Regions from separate parts of the Homo sapiens genome. Here region 1 is linked to region 2. A link is a loop called in an ENCODE intact Hi-C map of the cell type or tissue named here. Cell type or tissue: ovary. All regions are shown on one strand.

Region 1 (8,000 bases), 430 kb after region 2:
TGTCCCCTCCCTTTCAGGAAAAATAGAGGAAAGTAGCCTGCTTTATTGCAGCCATCTGTCCACTGGTCCCGCCTCCAGACTGCCCACTCCGAGGCCTCTCCCGTTCTCTTCCTGTGTCACTGCTTGGTTTTTTGTTTTTGTTTTTTATAGAGATGGGATCTTGCTGTGTTGCCCAGGCTGGTCTCGCACTCCTGGCCTCAAGCAATCCTCCCATCTCGGCCTCCCCAAGTGCTGGGATTACAGGCATGAGCCACCTCGCCCGGCCTGTGTCACTACTTTGTGCTGTCACACTGTGGACCACTGTTTCCATGTTTTAATCCTCTCCACATGTGGCTTTGCTGCCACTTTCTCCCTCATTGCCCCTAATCCCTGTCCATTCCCAGGGTCCTTTTTCAGATTCCTCTTCCTCAGGGTTCCAGGCCATTCTTATTTCATGGACATCATTCCGTTCGGGTGATCCCACAGATTCGCACTGCATCTTTCATCTTGTGGGCACCGTGACTTTGGACTCCTCCCTCACCTTCGTCACTACTGCATCCATCTGTTTTGTTGCTTCAGTCTCTTCCTCCCGTCATCACAGCCTGGTTGCCTTTTCTAAATCACAGTCAAATTCGGTGCCACCATCCCCTGCCTCAAGCCTCCAATGGCTCCCTATAGTCTTCAGAACCAGCAGCACAAAGTTCTTTTTTAAAGAAACAAACCAGCTTTTGTGAGCTGTAATTCACATACTATGCAGTTGACCCATTTAAAGTACACAGTTCAGTGGTTTTTGCTATATTCACAGAGTTGTATAACCACCCCCACAATCAACTGTGGGACATTTTCTTTTCTTTCTTTCTTTTTTTTTTTTGAGAGGGAGTCTTGCTCTGTTGCCCAGGCTGGAGTGCAATGACGCGATCTCAGCTCACTGCAACCTTCACCTCCTGGGTTCAAGTGATTCTCATGCCTCAGCCTCCCGAGTAGCTGGGATTACAGGCGTGCGCCACAATGTCTGGCTAAATTTTGTATTTTTAATAGAGATGGGATTTCACCATGTTGACCAGGCTGGTCTTGAACTCCTGACCTCAAGTGATCTGCCCGCCTCGGCCTCCCAAAGTGTTGGGATTATAGGTGTGAGCCACCACACCTGGCCAGGACATTTTCATTACCTCATAAAGAAACTCCATCCTGGTTAGCTGTCACTCCCTCTCCCGCCAAAACCCCCAGTCTTAGGTAACCACTAACTACTTTATGTCTATGGATTCGCCTCTTGTAGACATTTCAAATAAATGGAATTAAACCGTGTATGCTCTTTGGTGACTAGCTTCTTTCACTTAAAGTTTTTTCAATATTCATCTATGTTATGGCATGTTTCAGTACTTTATTTCTTATTACTTTTTATTACTAACCCATTTCCATTAAACAAGCTCAATTTTATTTATCCCTGCATGAGCTGATAGATATTTAGGTTGCTTCCACTTTTGGCTACTAGGAATATTATGCTGTAATGAACATTGATGGACAAGTTTTTCTGTGGGTGTGTATTTCCATTGCTCTTGGTTATATGTCTAGGAGAATTGCTGGGTCATATAATAAATTTATGTTTAACATTCTGAGGAACTACCAGCCTATTTTCCAAAGTGGCTGTACCATTTTACCTTCCCAATAGCGATGTGTGAGGGTTCCACCTTCTCCATTCCTTGTTATTGTGGTCTTCCTTGCCCCCCGCCACCTGCCCCTGTTTTTTAAACCAGGCACATCAGCTTTATGTTTTTTTTTTTTTTTTTTTTTTTTTGACACAGTCTCACTTTGTCGCCCAGGCTGGAGTGCAGTGGTGCGATACCATCTTACTGCAACCTCCACCCCTCTGGGTTCAAGCAATTCTTGTGCTTCAGCCTCCTGAGTAGCTGGGATTACAGGCGCCCGCCACCACGCCCGGCTAATTTTTGTATTTTTAGTAGAGACGGGGTTTCATCATGTTGGCCAGGCTGGTCTCGAACTCCTGATCTCGTGATCTGCCCACCTCAGCCTCCCAAAGTGCTGGGATCACAGGTGTGAGCCACCGCGCCCAACCTGTTGTCTTTTTTCTTTTTTATTATAGTCATCCTAGTGGGTGTGAGGTGGTTTTGATTTGCATTTTTCTAAGGGCTAATAACGTTGGACGTATTTTCATGTGCTCATTGGTCATTTGTATATTTTCTTTAGAGAAATGGCTACTCAGATTCTTTGCTCACTTTTAATGGATAATTTGTTACAAAGTCTTTAACATGTCATTCAAGACCCTTTATAAATATTTTTAGTTTCATCTCCAGTGTTGTCTTCCCCGCCAAGCCCCCAACTCCCGGACCTCCCTAAGTAAACTCCGAACCTCATAGCTGTGAGGAACCCACTCATGATTGCCCAAATGTCCTGCTCTTGGCATCTCTGCCTCTGCCCATGCTCGTCTGTCCCTATGGACCGCCTTCCTTTGTGCCCCAGGTAGGGAGTGTCCCCTCATCCCTTCAGAGACCAGCTCCAAGGCTACCTCAGAGGTGAGCCAAACTAGAGCTGCCCACTCCCGCCACTGGGCGTGTCCACCACCCACTCCCGCCACTGGGCGTGTCCACCACCCACTCCTGCCACTGGGTGTGTGCACCATCCATGACTGAGCTCCCGAGGCCAGGGATAGTATCTCATTTAGATCCCTGGGTGTTTTGCGTAATAAATATGGAGCAACAACTTGGTAAATATTTGTTGAGTGAACCATTCTGATTTGGGAAAACACGTTTTCTATCATCCATCTATGTATTATACAGCAAAATGTTTCCTATAATTCTTGCTTTGGGTGGTGATGTCTTCCTCTAAAAATCCTAATTTAACAAAAACAGAGAATGGAAATGATAAAAGAAAGTCTCCTGCATTGGACAGTGACCTTAGGTCTCATCTTTACTCCTGCTTTTATCCTAATTGATGACTTTTCTTTGTAAATGCAGACACACAGAGGCTCGCTGGGCAGCTGGGCCGTGCACCCTGTCCTTGATCATTCTTAGAGGTAGAGATCAAAGGAGACCCATTGGCTGAGAGAGTCTACAACTTGCCACATGATCTATTGCTCTGCCTTGTGATTTTAATTGCCTCTTTAAGAATATCAAATCAGGCCGGACGCAGTGGCTCATGCCTGTAGTCCCAGCGCTTTGGGAGGCCGAGGCGGGTGGATCACCTGAGGTCAGGAGTTCAAGACCAGCCTGGCCAACACGGTGAAACCCCGTCTCCACTAAAAATACAAAAATTAGCCGAGCATGGTGGCATGCGCCTGTAATCCCAGCTACTTTTGGGAGGCTGAGGCAGGAGAATCACTTGAACCCGGGGGTCAGAGGTTGCAATGAGCCGAGATCGCGTCATTGCACCCCAGCCTGGGTGACAAGAGCGAGACTCCATCTCAAAAAAAAAAAAAATCAAATCAGATGTGTTAGCGTCTTCATGAATGTCATAAAAAGAAATGTTTCAGTGCCAAAACTGAACAGCAGTACAGTGACCTTTGAAAATGTTGTTTAGGGTATTAAATGTGTAACTAGTGACATTTTGTGTGTTTTTCTTTTTCTTCCTATCCAGCTCAGTGGAATAGCTGTTGCTTGTCCCAGTGTTAGAATTTGGACTGATAGAAAGGAGAGGAGCTGGAGATTCATTCTGCTCTGCAAGGGCAGACTCGATTTCAGAAGTGGCACCAGATGATAGCCTTGTGTTGTCCCCAACCACTGGTGCTGAGAAATGATGCAGAACCAAGCCCTCAGATCCCAGATCACCCACGGCTCCTGGGACATCTCTGGGGAAGGGACTTATTAATGTAGACCCTGATGCAACATCCCAAGTCGTCTTTATCCATGATTTGCACAGCCAGGACACTCTGGGGCTGGGATTGGGAGGAGAGGAATGGCCAAGTTGCCCTGCCCCCTTGGCTCTGTGGACTCCAGAAGGATGGTCAGTACCAGCAGCATTTCACACACACCAGCCTCATTATTAAAATTGGAGCAATTTGTGAAATAGAGTTGAGACTTCTCTAGAGAAAAAAGGTTGGGAAGCAGCTCAGTGGCTGGGTCTGGGAGTCAGCTTCCAGGCAATATCTCACTGAGTCAGGACAAGGCCCATCATTCCCTGTTCCCGCCAGGCCGGGTATTTGCCAGGATGTGAAACGGAAGCCAGGCTTTTGGAGAGGCTGAAGCTGATTTTTGTAACAAGGTCTGGTTACCAGCAAGGAAGCGGTTTTCACGTTGCTCACTCTGGGCCCGAGTGTGGTGCATCGCGCCCCCTGGTGCCCAAAAAGTGCAACTACGTGCCATGCCAGCCAGCTCTCCTGGACTTCCATTTTTCCCTGATTCTCCTGTTCCTCGCCCACCCTTCTCTTTGCTGTGCCCACTGTGGTCTACGCCGAGGCTCCCCTCCCTCCTCCCTGCCCCAAGCAATAATGAACAAGATCTTCATTCTCTGAAGAGAAGTGCAATAGTAAAACTTTCCTTTTTGTTTGTGTAGGGGAAGAGCTGGTGTTAATGGGTCAGGCAGGCAAGGCATGAAGTGATAAATAGGGAAAGGATGAAAGAAGGGAACAAACCCAGGGGACCTAACGGACCCACCCTAACAAAAAATTGGAGTACAAAAAAAGTGTATTAAAATTGTGAGACCACACCAACTCATTCGTCACTCGTGTCTTTACAAAGAACAAACCTGAAGCTTCAATGAGAAAGAATTGAAGTATTCTAGGGCTGCCTGAAATCTTCTGAACTTTTAACATAGGCTTTGATTTCCGAGTTGTGTGCTTGCATGTTAGAGATATGATAGTGTCTAAAAATTGGAACATGGCATAGTTTGATCTAAAAAGTTAGCTAACTTCTGCCATTTAGAAAAAGACCCCATGCTCAAGTCTGCTTTTGAAAAGTTGCCTTGGTCAAGTGTTGAAGACAGCACTTGTTAGAAGGAACAAGTTCACTTCTGAGAGCCCTTCTCAAAGAGTTTAGGAAACAGCACTACTGAGAGTTGCCAGTCTTCAGAGCAGTGCAACGTGTGTGTATGCGTAAGACACAGATGGTGAAAATATCAAATGCTACAGATGCCAAGAAGGGAGGTGTTGGCACCACACCAACCTTTAAACAAACATAAGGATGCAGAATGCAGTCTTTAAAATGGAGGGAGAATTTACTGTCTGTGTGGCTATTTCCTTGAAATGACTTAAAAAGCTGAGATACAGAAGTATTAGTAAATCGGTGCCAGGAATGAAGTAACCGTTTAGATCCAATGCGCCGGCTCCAGCATCGAACTCATGCCCAGCACCCTTTAAACCCTCCCGGGACTCTGCAGAACCCGCTGACCACTCACAGAGCCCAGCTCGGGGGAGGGCTTTAAGGTGAAGCACGTGACCCCCTGCTTGTGCGGCCCGGGCGGGGAAGTTTGCGCTCCCGAAGTCCTGGAGCTCAGCAAGGGAGGGGCCAGCGCCAGCCCGCGTGTGGGTGGCTGGGTGGGGGCGTGGGTGGGGGTCCGCCTATAATTATCTGGGGAAATGCATCCGCGCTCTGCTTTTCGCTGCGGCAGCTCCGAGGGCACCTCCGGTTCTCCCCCATCCTCCGGGAGTGTCTGGGCGCTCAGTCCGCTCTGATCCCGCCGAAACCACCTGCGGTTGGCAGGCAGGAGACTAGGCGTCTGCCGGGGAGGGCAGGGACCCGCTAAGCTGATCTCCTGTACAGTAGTGCTACTTAAAATATGCTGGGGACCATCACCATCACAGGTAAGGCACAAGCCAGGTCGCTTTTGTCCTCCCTGGACGGCAGGCACGGGGCACGAAAAGGGGCTTTCTTCCGTTGAATGAGCGTTTGGTGGGGAGCCCGGGAGGTCAGTGGCGGGACCGTTATTGGCATTTATTTCTCTCCGTGTACTGAGTTTTTCTTCAGAAGAACATTCTCCCTTGGGCTCAGCAAGAATCAGACAACCTCAGTGTTTCATTTTTGGCTGAGCTGGAATCTTCTTGACTGTGCCTATGGGAGACCTTTAGTATATTTTGTTCGGGGTTGTACCCTTCCCCTTAGGGAGAGAGGGATGTGGAGAGGAACAACAGCAGCCGACTGAATAGAAATATGTCAGATTTGTGTGAATTTGAAAATAAGCTGTGAAAGCTTAATCTCTTGCCGTAGTCATAGACAGAATACATTCCTCTTCTGGGCAAATTACAAGTGTTTGCATTTTGACTTGTTTACTAGGAACTTTGAATAAAGGTACACTTGGTGGTTTAGGGGACTAACATTTAAGCTCTGCTTTAAGTGGTGGTTTTAATAAAGCCATAGTTATTATAAAATCGGTGGCTAGGAAGCAACACTATTTAGGCAACAAATAGTAAAAAAAAAAAAAAAAAGAAAAAAAGAAAAAAGTATGTTTCTTTAGCTTACTTTCTAGGAATCTGGCCGTGAGTATGAATTATAATATTTACTGCCTACTTCTAGCAAATAACTTACACGCATCAAACTTTTAGAATGCTCTTACAGCTCCTCTAACTTGACATTTGATAGTCTTATGCCATTGTACTGTGGCCTAACCTGCGTATTTTCTCTTCCTGTCATCAAGAAAATTAAATTCCGTTTGTGAATTTAACTTTATAGGAACAGGACTTCTTTATTCTTTAAATATTTGAGATCATTGCTGCCAAATCTTTTTTTTTGTTTGTTTGTTTTTTGTTTGTTTTTTGAGATGGAGTCTTGCTCTTTCGCCAGACTGAAGTGCAATGGTGTGATCTTGGCTTACTGCAACCTCCACCTCCTGGGTTCAAGCGATTCTCCTGCCTCAGCCTCCCGAGTAGCTGGGGTTACAGGCACGTGCCACCACGCCCAGATAATTTTTGTATTTTTAGTAGAGCCGGGGTTTCACCAAGTTGGCCAGGATGGTCTCGATCTCTTGACCTTGTGATCTGCCCGCCTTGGTCTCCCAAAGTGCTAGGATTATAGACGTGAGCCACCGCACCTGGCCTACATTTTTTTTTTTTTTTTAATCAACTGTAGAATTTCTAGGACTTAAAATTTTCTCAATGCAACTGCTCCTGCAAAGCCATGCGCTCCAGTGGAATTTACAAGAATGTGAAAGTTCAGCAATACTAAAATTATCTCTCACTTCCTATAGATTAGCTTGTTTACTTTGAGATTTCCTTAAAATTCGACCCCCAAGTTGACTTGGCTAACCTTTCTACCATTTACTCAGCTTGAAAGTTTATGCCATATCTCGAAACTATTAATAAATAGACTGTACAAAATGAAAAAAATTTAAAACACAAAAATCTCCATTTTTTCCCCCAGATCATTAACTTTTCTATGAATGAAATATGCAAATGTGTATTGTAGGGAGTCACAGCTGGGGTGGTGCTTCTGAGATCATGACTTTTTTCTGAGTACTTTTTGGGTACAATATGATTTTTATTATATTCACTATTCAATTAGTCGCATACTGAGATTCCTATGGTAAAAGGAGGTGGTCTAAAGTTTTAGCAGTAATTAAAGGTTAATAAACTGGGAGCACTTGAGGGGGCTTGTAATAGTTGGCTCAGATAATCCCAATGGAGTGATAAATGAATGGAAATAGTGGGAAGGACTAACTTTTAAGGCAAAATCAGGTAATTGGCTCTATTGCTTTCTAAATTTACTTTTCTTACAATGTGGGTGTGGAGGATATGGCAAAATTTTGCACTTTTTCCTGGTAAGAAGAAAGTGCACAGAAAATCTTAACTCCAAAAATTTACCAGCAAGAAATCTTACGTAGTGGAAAAAGTAAAAATGAAAGGGAGTTTCAGCTGTCATTTGGTTTTTGCTCCGCAAGTTATTCTGATGGGGAAGATTCATAATCATCATCTTTAAATAGTTGCTCAGAATCTTGAAAAGCCATGAGAGCTTTAAAAATTGACAGTAACAACCGGGCGCGGTGGCTCACGCCTGTAATCCCAGGACTTTGGGAGGCCGAGGTGGGCGGATCACGAGGTCAGGAGATCGAGACCATCCTGGCTAACACGGTGAAACCCC
Region 2 (8,000 bases):
ATATTTTTAGTGGAGGCGGGGTTTTACCATGTTGGCCAGGCTGATCTTGAACTCGTGACCTGAAGTGATCCGCCTGCCTCAGCCTCCCAAAGTGCTGGAATTATAGGCATGAGCCACCACACCCAGCCTAAAAGGGTCTTTTTTTCTTAAGATAAAGTTCTTAAAGGAAGGATCTGAAGTTTTGAGTATAATATTGAATTTTCATTTGGTTAGTAGGTGTCAACCTAGATGGAAAGAAGATTTTGGTAGTGGGGGCCCATGGGTCTTTGGAAGCTGCTCTACAATGCCTGTTCCAGAGAAAAGGGTCCATGACAATGAGCATCCAGTGGAAAACACGCCAGCTTCAAAGCAAGGTAAATTTCATGTTAGAAACATACATCTTGAAGGCTTCTGTTAGAACAGAAGAAAGTCTAGAAATGTATAAGCTAAGTGCTTAATTCAAGAAATTAGAGGAAGAAAATTGAATAGACCCATATCCATTAAAGACATTGAATGAGTCTACTCACCAGACAAACAAACAAGAAAAGGCAACAGGTGGTTTTACAAATGAGCTCTATCAAACAAAGAACAGATCATTCTAATACAATCCTTTTCTCCAGCAAATGGAAAAAGAAGGAACGTGGCCTAACAGACTTTATGAGTGCCAAAACCAAAGAAGGGTAACATGCTAAAGGAAAATTAACAGGCCAGTTTCAGCTATGAATATAAATGAAATAATCGTGAGCGAAATCTGAGAACACCAAATACAGCAGGAAGTAGGGTTTATTTTAGGATTTCCAGGTGATTGAACATGAGAAAGTCTGTCACTGTAATTCACCACATTGTGATTAAAAACTAAATTCTCACCATAGTAAGTACAGAACAGTCATTTGGTAAATCTAATATGCATTATGACCTTTTGAAAGTAATTATAATTTTGATGAAAATTATTAAGAAGACCCATATAAAAGCAGAGGTATCATCTTCATGGAGAAGATGCAATATCTTAAAGATACTAATTGTCTGCAAATTTTGTAGAATTTGACAGTCTGATTCTGAAATCCAAATGGAAGCATAAAGGACAAAGAGAGTCAAGACAATTTTGTGGAAAAACTAGGTGGGAGACATTCCCAGCCACACAGTGTGAATTATTATGCACTTACAGTAATTAGGATAATATGGTAGACAAACAGACGATCGGAACAGAAGAAAGTGGAAATTTATGCATATATGGAAGCTTGAGAGCAGGTACCACAGATCAGTGGGGAAAAGATTAACTATTAAAGGCCGGGCGTGGTGGCTCATGCCTGTAATCCCAGCACTCTGGGAGGCTGAGGCGGGCAAATCACTTGAGCTCAGGAGTTTCAGACCAGCCTGGCCAATATGGTGAAACACCGTCTCTACTAAAAATACAAAAAAATTAGCCGGGCGTGTCGGCGCAAGCCTGTAATCCCAGCTACTCGGGAAGCTGAGGCAGGAGAATCGCTTGAACCCGGGAGGCAGGGGTTGCAGTGAGCCGCGATCGTGCCACTGCACTCCAGCCTGCGCGACAGAGTGAGACTCCGTCTCAAAAAAAAAAGCTAAAACATTAACTATTAAAAATGGTGCTGACTTAACTAGTTATGTATATGAGTCTAGCATAGGATTACTAACCTGCCACTACATATAAAAATCACTTCTATATTAAAATACCTAAATGTGGAAAGCAAAACTGTAAAACTTATAGAAAAAAATATAGGCGTATGCATTTAAGAGGTTGGCGTTGGAAGGATAGCTTAAGAGACCCCAAAAGCACAGATTGCTAAAGAAAAGGTATATAAATCTGACTGCATCCAAATTTTTAAAAACCCCAAAGTTTTTCTTTCTGAAAAGAAGTTCTTAAAAAAGTGAAAAGACAGCTATAGTGTAGAAGATATTTACAACAAACATTTAGCCAATAATTAGTGTCTTATAAAAGATTCCTACAAATCAGTGAGACAAAGACAATCTGTTAGAAAAATGGACACATGACAGACCACTAACAGGTGAGGAACCCGAGGTTTAAAAGACACGTGAAAAGCTGTCTGGTTTCCTGCTGTTTTTGCTCACCAGTCATATTGGCAGTAGGTAAAAAGTGCCAGTTAGCCATATTGACAAATGTCTGGAGCTATGGGAATTCATATATTGCTGGCGGGAGTTTAAATTTGAAATAGGCATTTCGGAAAGCAGTTTAATGGAGTTTGAGCTACTCTTTGACCCAGGAATTTCACTCTAAATATATATGATATGGCCAGGCATGATAGCTCACCCCTGTAATTCCAGCACTTTGGGAGGCTGAGGCAGGCAGACCACCTGAGGTTGGGGTTTCAAGACCAGCCCGACCAACATGGAGAAACCCCATCTCTACTAAAAATATAAAATTAGCTGGATGTGGTGGCACATGCCTGTAATCCCAGCTATTCAGGAGGCTGAGGCAGGAGAATTGCTTGAACCCGGGAGGCAGAGGTTGCGGTGAGCCGAGATCACACCATTGTACTCCAGCCTGGGCAACAAGAACGAAACTCCGTCTCAAAAAAATAATAATAAAAAGTGTATATATATGTGTGTGTGTATATATATATATAATAGACAAAACTTGCCCATATATATACAAAGGTGTGTTTACAAATGGTCAGAGCAGCATGTTTATAGTGCAAAAAGTTTTGTTTGTTTGTTTAAGACAGAGGGGCAGTGGTGGTTCTGTGGGTCTTGGCCCCTTTCTGCTGTCAGGGCTGAGTTGGCTCCATGAGTTGGTGAAAGCGGTATCTAGCCAGGTTCAAGGGAGACAGGGGCAGGATTTCGCCTTCACTGATGGGCAGGCCAGCGGTCCCCTGTGGAACGGTGACTATTGAATATTGAGAGGACAGTATCCCTCCCTGAGCATCTTCTGGAGCTTGATGACCACTAGGGAATGTATCTGAGTCACGCGCACCAAATATGTTACCGGTGGCAGCTATTCGAGTTATCCCGAGTTCGTGCTGGTGTATCCGTACAGTTCTGCAGCAACTTCAGCTCTTGCCTCCTCGGAAGAAAGAATTGGACTGAGGGCCATAAGGCAGAAGGAGAGACTGAGGCAAGTTTCAGAGCAGGACGGAAAGTCTAGCAAAAAGCTCTAGAACAGTAAGGAAAGGAAAGAAGGAAAGTATAACTTGGAAGAGAGCCAAGCAGGCGACTTGAAAAACCAAGTGCACTGCAACAAGTATTTAAACAGTGATCTAAATGCCCATCAGGGTGAAAGGATAAATCAGTATAGTTGCATGTAGAGTATGCATAGTCATAGTTCATAAAACAATGATATACAAGCAGTGAAAATTAATAAACTAGAGCTGTAGATAGCAACATGTTTTCTTGTTTTGTTTTTTGTTTGTTTGTTTTTTTGAGACGAAGTCTCCCTCTATCCCCCAGGCTGCAGTGCAGTGGCGCGAACTCGGCTCACTGCAACCTCTGTCTCCTGGGTTCAAGTGATTCTTCTGCCTCAGCCTCCTGAGTAGCTGGGACTACAGGTGTGCGCCACCATGCCCAGCTAATTTTTGTATTTTTAGTAGAGACAGGGTTTCACCATGTTGGCCAGGCTGGTCTGGAACTCCTGACCTCAGGTGATCCGCCCACCTCGACCTCCCAAAATGCTGAGATTACAGGCATGAGCTACCGCGCCCGGGCTGGAAGAATTTTTTAAAACACTGTTCAGTGAACAAAAACCCAAGTTGCAGAAGGATGTATTTCATACAACACCATTTATATGTGTCTGAAAGCAACACAACATATATATATATATGTAATCTAATACATACATACATATAATATGTATTACATATAATCCTTATATATATATAGAATCTTAATATATATATTTAGGTCAGGACATTTAGATCACTGTTTAATATATATATTAGGATTATATATAATATATATTATATTATTATGTATTAATTATATAATCCTTATATATATATTAGGATTCCATGCAAATGAAGTAAAAATATAAAGAAATAATGCAAACTACGAACCAAATCCGAAAAGCATTTATTGAGGCAAGGATGTGGATATAGATGGAAAGGAAACCTAGACACCTTCATGCCTTTTTTCTTAAACTGGGCAATAGGTGTTGTCTAGGTATGTTAGGTTATTGTTTTCCATTTCTATGTCTGAAATGATTGTTTTTCATTTTAAAAAATGATGGTACAGCTCACAGATCTAAAGCAAAGTGAAGTTTTAAATGAATGCATTAAGTACAATCAGTAACTACAGAATGTGATCTAAAAATACATGTTCCTCATGTTGCAGGGTGAGAATGGAAATGAGGAGTAAATTGTAATCGTGCCAGGGAAGCCAGGTGTCTCAGCAGATTTGGAATCTTTGCATGGCAGGTGGATCCAATTTATGTAATGCTTGGGTTAAGACAGCTCAGGAAGGCAGCCTTGCAATGAAACGTGAACCTGTGTGCGTTTTTAGCAGTCACCACATGGTGGCAGCCTATCCAAGAAAATTCAAGGGCAATAGTTTGCACTTGAGAGCCCAGAAATTTTGATTTGGAAGCTCAGTGGAAGAGGAAAATAAACCGTGCCCTGCACTGAACAGCTGTGGTGAAGAGAGAAAATACCTTCCTTGGCAATTGAATGTTTTCGCAGCTGTCACAGATACTTTTGCTAGTTGTATCTATATTTTTGAAAAACAAAGACATTTTTCAAAGTACTTTTTTATTACGGGAATAAATCACCTTGTCTCTGTACTTTGGGATGAATCTCATCTGAACTTTGAGAACGATTAAGTGGCTTCACTTTCTGGAGAATCTGGTCATTGGGTAACATTCTTGTTTTCATATGGACCAGAAGGTTCTCTTTCATAGTTGATGTTGCACACACGTTTTTTTCCCTAAGTCCTTGGTATTTATAGTGGCACCATTGCGAATGTTAGAGGCTATCAACTTTCATTCTTATTATTGCTTCATCTTTGTAGCCAAAAATATGGGAAGAAATGTTCATAGCCCCGCCCCATACTTGTCCCCCTCTACCTGGCCTACCTACCTACGTCAGGCTCCTGTCCCACCACAAATGACAGCCTGTGTCTTTCATGTTAGCAGCTAGTCTTTCACTAGCCACATACTTCCCCGTAACCCATATGCCTCCCTGTGTCTGCCTGACGTTTGAATTGTCACTATTCTGTTGTTGTATTTTTACAAGAAGAATGTATGGGGCAGAAAACCCTTGCCATTCATTTCCTGAGTAGGAATTCTAGCCTTCCTTGGAGTCGTGGTAATATGGAGACATGGTAATATGTGGATTGTACCACTCAATGGCTGTCTGGAGGCCACAGTGGTGCAAAAAGCCACCTAGGCATGGGTTAGTGTCCTGGGGCACCCAATCAGGACAGGACACCTGGCACACCCTTGGAAAAGCTTCACTGTGAAAAACACTGGAAGTAAAAATTTTAACAACAGATAGGGATTTTTTTCCCCTTGAGACAGAGGCTCACTCTGTTACCCAGGCTGGAGTGCAGTGGCGCGATCTCGGCTCACTAAAGCCTCTGCCTCATGGGTTCAAGAGATTCTCATGCCTCAGCCACCTGAGTAGCTGGGATTACAGGCGAGCACCACCATGCCTGGCTAATTTTTATATTTTTAGTAGAGATGGAGTTTCGCCATGTTGGCCAGGCTGGTCTCGAACTCCTGACCTCAAGTGATCCACCCACATGGCCCTCTCAAAGTGCTGGAATTAGAGGCCTGAGTCACTGTGCCTGGCCCACATGGGGATTTTTGTTGCCCAGCTTAATCAACCAAGAATAAAAGTGCATTTTAAGATTATAATCTATTTAACTTCTCCTTATTGGCAATGGTAAAAGAGTTAAGGAAAAAAGAGAATAAGCTTAGGATTATGGCTACTAAGTAGAAGGACGTTATCTTTGACGGGCATTTCTGTTGTGCTTATTTGTACCTGACATGGAACAAGACCCCCCCATCCCCTCAACACATACCTGCTGTGGGACATCTGGCTAGAGATTTCCAAAGCTGAGGGTGAAAGGTTTGGGCATCGGTGTGACTGTGTAACACTAGAGTTCTATCTACCATCTCTTAAACTACAGGTAGTCTTACCGGTGTGGGCTGACCTTCCGGTTATCAGGCAGCCTGCTGCAACCACTAGAAACTGCCTTTGAAGGTTTCCAGTCCGGCACAACATTTGTGTTCTCATTAAACAGTAGAGCATAGGCTTTGGGGACACACAGCTCTGGGCTCAAGCCTTAGCTGTTGCTGCTCTGAGCCTGTTCCCTCGCGTAGAAAGGCAATCATAATACTCCCTACTTTATGGGGCAGTTGTGGGAATGGAATTAAATGCTAATGTGGGCCGGGTGCAGTGGTTCACGCCTGTAATCCCAGCACTTTGGGAGGCTGAGGAGGGCAGATTGCTTGAGCCCAGGAGTTTGAGACCAGCCTGGCAACATGGCGAAACTCCATCTCTAAAAAAGTACAAAAATTAGCCAGGCGTGGTGGCTGTAGTCCCAGGTACTTTGGAGGCTGAGGTGGGATGATCACCTGAATCTGGGGAGGTCGAGGTTGCAGTGAGCTGAGATTGCACCACCGCACTGCAACCTGGAGTGCAGGCTGGAGGAAGAGAAATATATGGGTCAATTAGGCAAATCACTCAGATCGTAAGTAGATATACTAGTAAAATAGCGTGACTTAGGGTCCTTCACTGGAAGCCTGGTATTAATGCTTCCATTGTGTGGGTGGGGGAAGGAGAGAGTGTCTCCAGCTCTCTGTCTGTGAGGTCTCCCAGCCGAATATTGGCCAAGGGAGTGAAACCAGAAGCAAGACTACCATGAGACAACGTTCCAGAGAAAGGAGGGACTAACCAGAGCAGGTGCCCAGCTTTGGCCAGTCAGGCTCATCTTCCAGTCCTCAGTAGATTATTATCAACTTTAAGTGATGTCACAGACTCCCTTCCTCCAAAGCTGTGGACCTCTTCCTTCCCATGCCTCTTGTTACTTGGAAGTCACTCTACTTCCAAACATGTCGGCTGGAGATCCCTGATGGGCCAGTTACTACTTTCAGGCTCTGTAGGTTTAAAGAATGGTTATATCCAGTTAGTTACAAATAGAAATCGATCCTTTCTCTGTCCGTCTGTCTAAACGGAAGGATATTCTGTGGACGCTGATTAGGTATAAAATCTCCACGGAGCCTGAGCATGAAGAATTGACCTTCTTAGGGTTCCACAGAAACCAGAATAGACTTCTGTGTTTGGTAGCTTTGTAACTTACGCCCGTTGAGGTGTACGGTTGAAAATTGAGAATAAATTTCCTGTTCTGTTTCTGAGCATCTTTTCCAGGCTTGGAGATGCGTTGAGCATTTCCACGGAGACCCTAGAGGTGGGGAGGGGAAGAACGCCTGGGCATTTGTCCAAATTAGCCATATGCTGTGGAGTGTCACATGTCAGGAAGCCAAGGCACTGGAGCTAGTGTTTTTGGGCAGGGCTAGGGAACCCCCCGCCTTTCCTCCACCCAAACGCAGGCCCCCACACCCAGCGTCCTGGGCCCTGCAGGGGAATGACACTGTTGGTTTCACTCTCAGGAATGAGCCTAGATTTGGAGGTAACCTCTTCCTGACCCCGATGATTTCACTCTGATGCCAAAACCAGTCTGAAGTGGGTGTGGTTTTGCATTTGGTGTTTACAAGGTGGAGTGGTGCCCTCTGCACGGAAGGGAGAGGTGGGCAGGTACGGCAGGGCCCTGCTCCCTCGGGAGTCTCCTCTGAACCTGTGGTTAGGGCACAGCTGGACAATGCTGAAATGGTCTCCAGCTGGGAGATGAGGTAAACCTCAGCTGCATGCCGAAGAAATAACCTAGAAATCAGAGAACCGTTTTATTTTGTTTTTCTCAGAGGATCTCATTTCTCCCTCTCCTCCTGAGCACAGAGACCCTCAAAACTGGTATTCACAGAAGGAAAAAATATAGGTCTTTCACCTTTGAAGGATCAAAGTGTCTAGGGTTTTTTGTGGTTTTTTTTTTTTTTT

What was found. A loop is a pair of places that touch in the nucleus more often than their neighbours do. Peaks named below come from ENCODE experiments on the same cell type or tissue, not always from the same donor. Only the 100,000 strongest peaks of a DNase experiment are listed, where the experiment ranks them.
Region 1: it touches region 2 in a loop (7-fold over the local background); 108 of 110 quality-filtered maps call a loop at or near these places.

Annotation. Positions count from the first base shown.
Region 1 is chr6:151,320,155-151,328,154 of GRCh38, forward strand. The region is part of intron 3 of AKAP12 (A-kinase anchoring protein 12); the gene reads left to right. Among named protein-coding and RNA genes, the nearest start is that of ZBTB2, 67 kb to the right of the region's middle. RefSeq lists a silencer at 4,165-4,365. In ovary, a CTCF peak has its summit at 4,274 (motif pointing left); DNase peaks (open chromatin) are centred at 4,187 and 5,377; H3K4me3 peaks cover 1,451 bases; H3K27ac peaks cover 2,812 bases.
Region 2 is chr6:150,887,629-150,895,628 of GRCh38, forward strand. It overlaps MTHFD1L (methylenetetrahydrofolate dehydrogenase (NADP+ dependent) 1 like), which reads left to right. Exons shown (of 28, transcript NM_015440.5): 7 at 217-353. Among named protein-coding and RNA genes, the nearest start is that of MTHFD1L, 26 kb to the left of the region's middle. In ovary, a CTCF peak has its summit at 4,459 (motif pointing right); a DNase peak (open chromatin) is centred at 4,463; H3K27ac peaks cover 1,141 bases.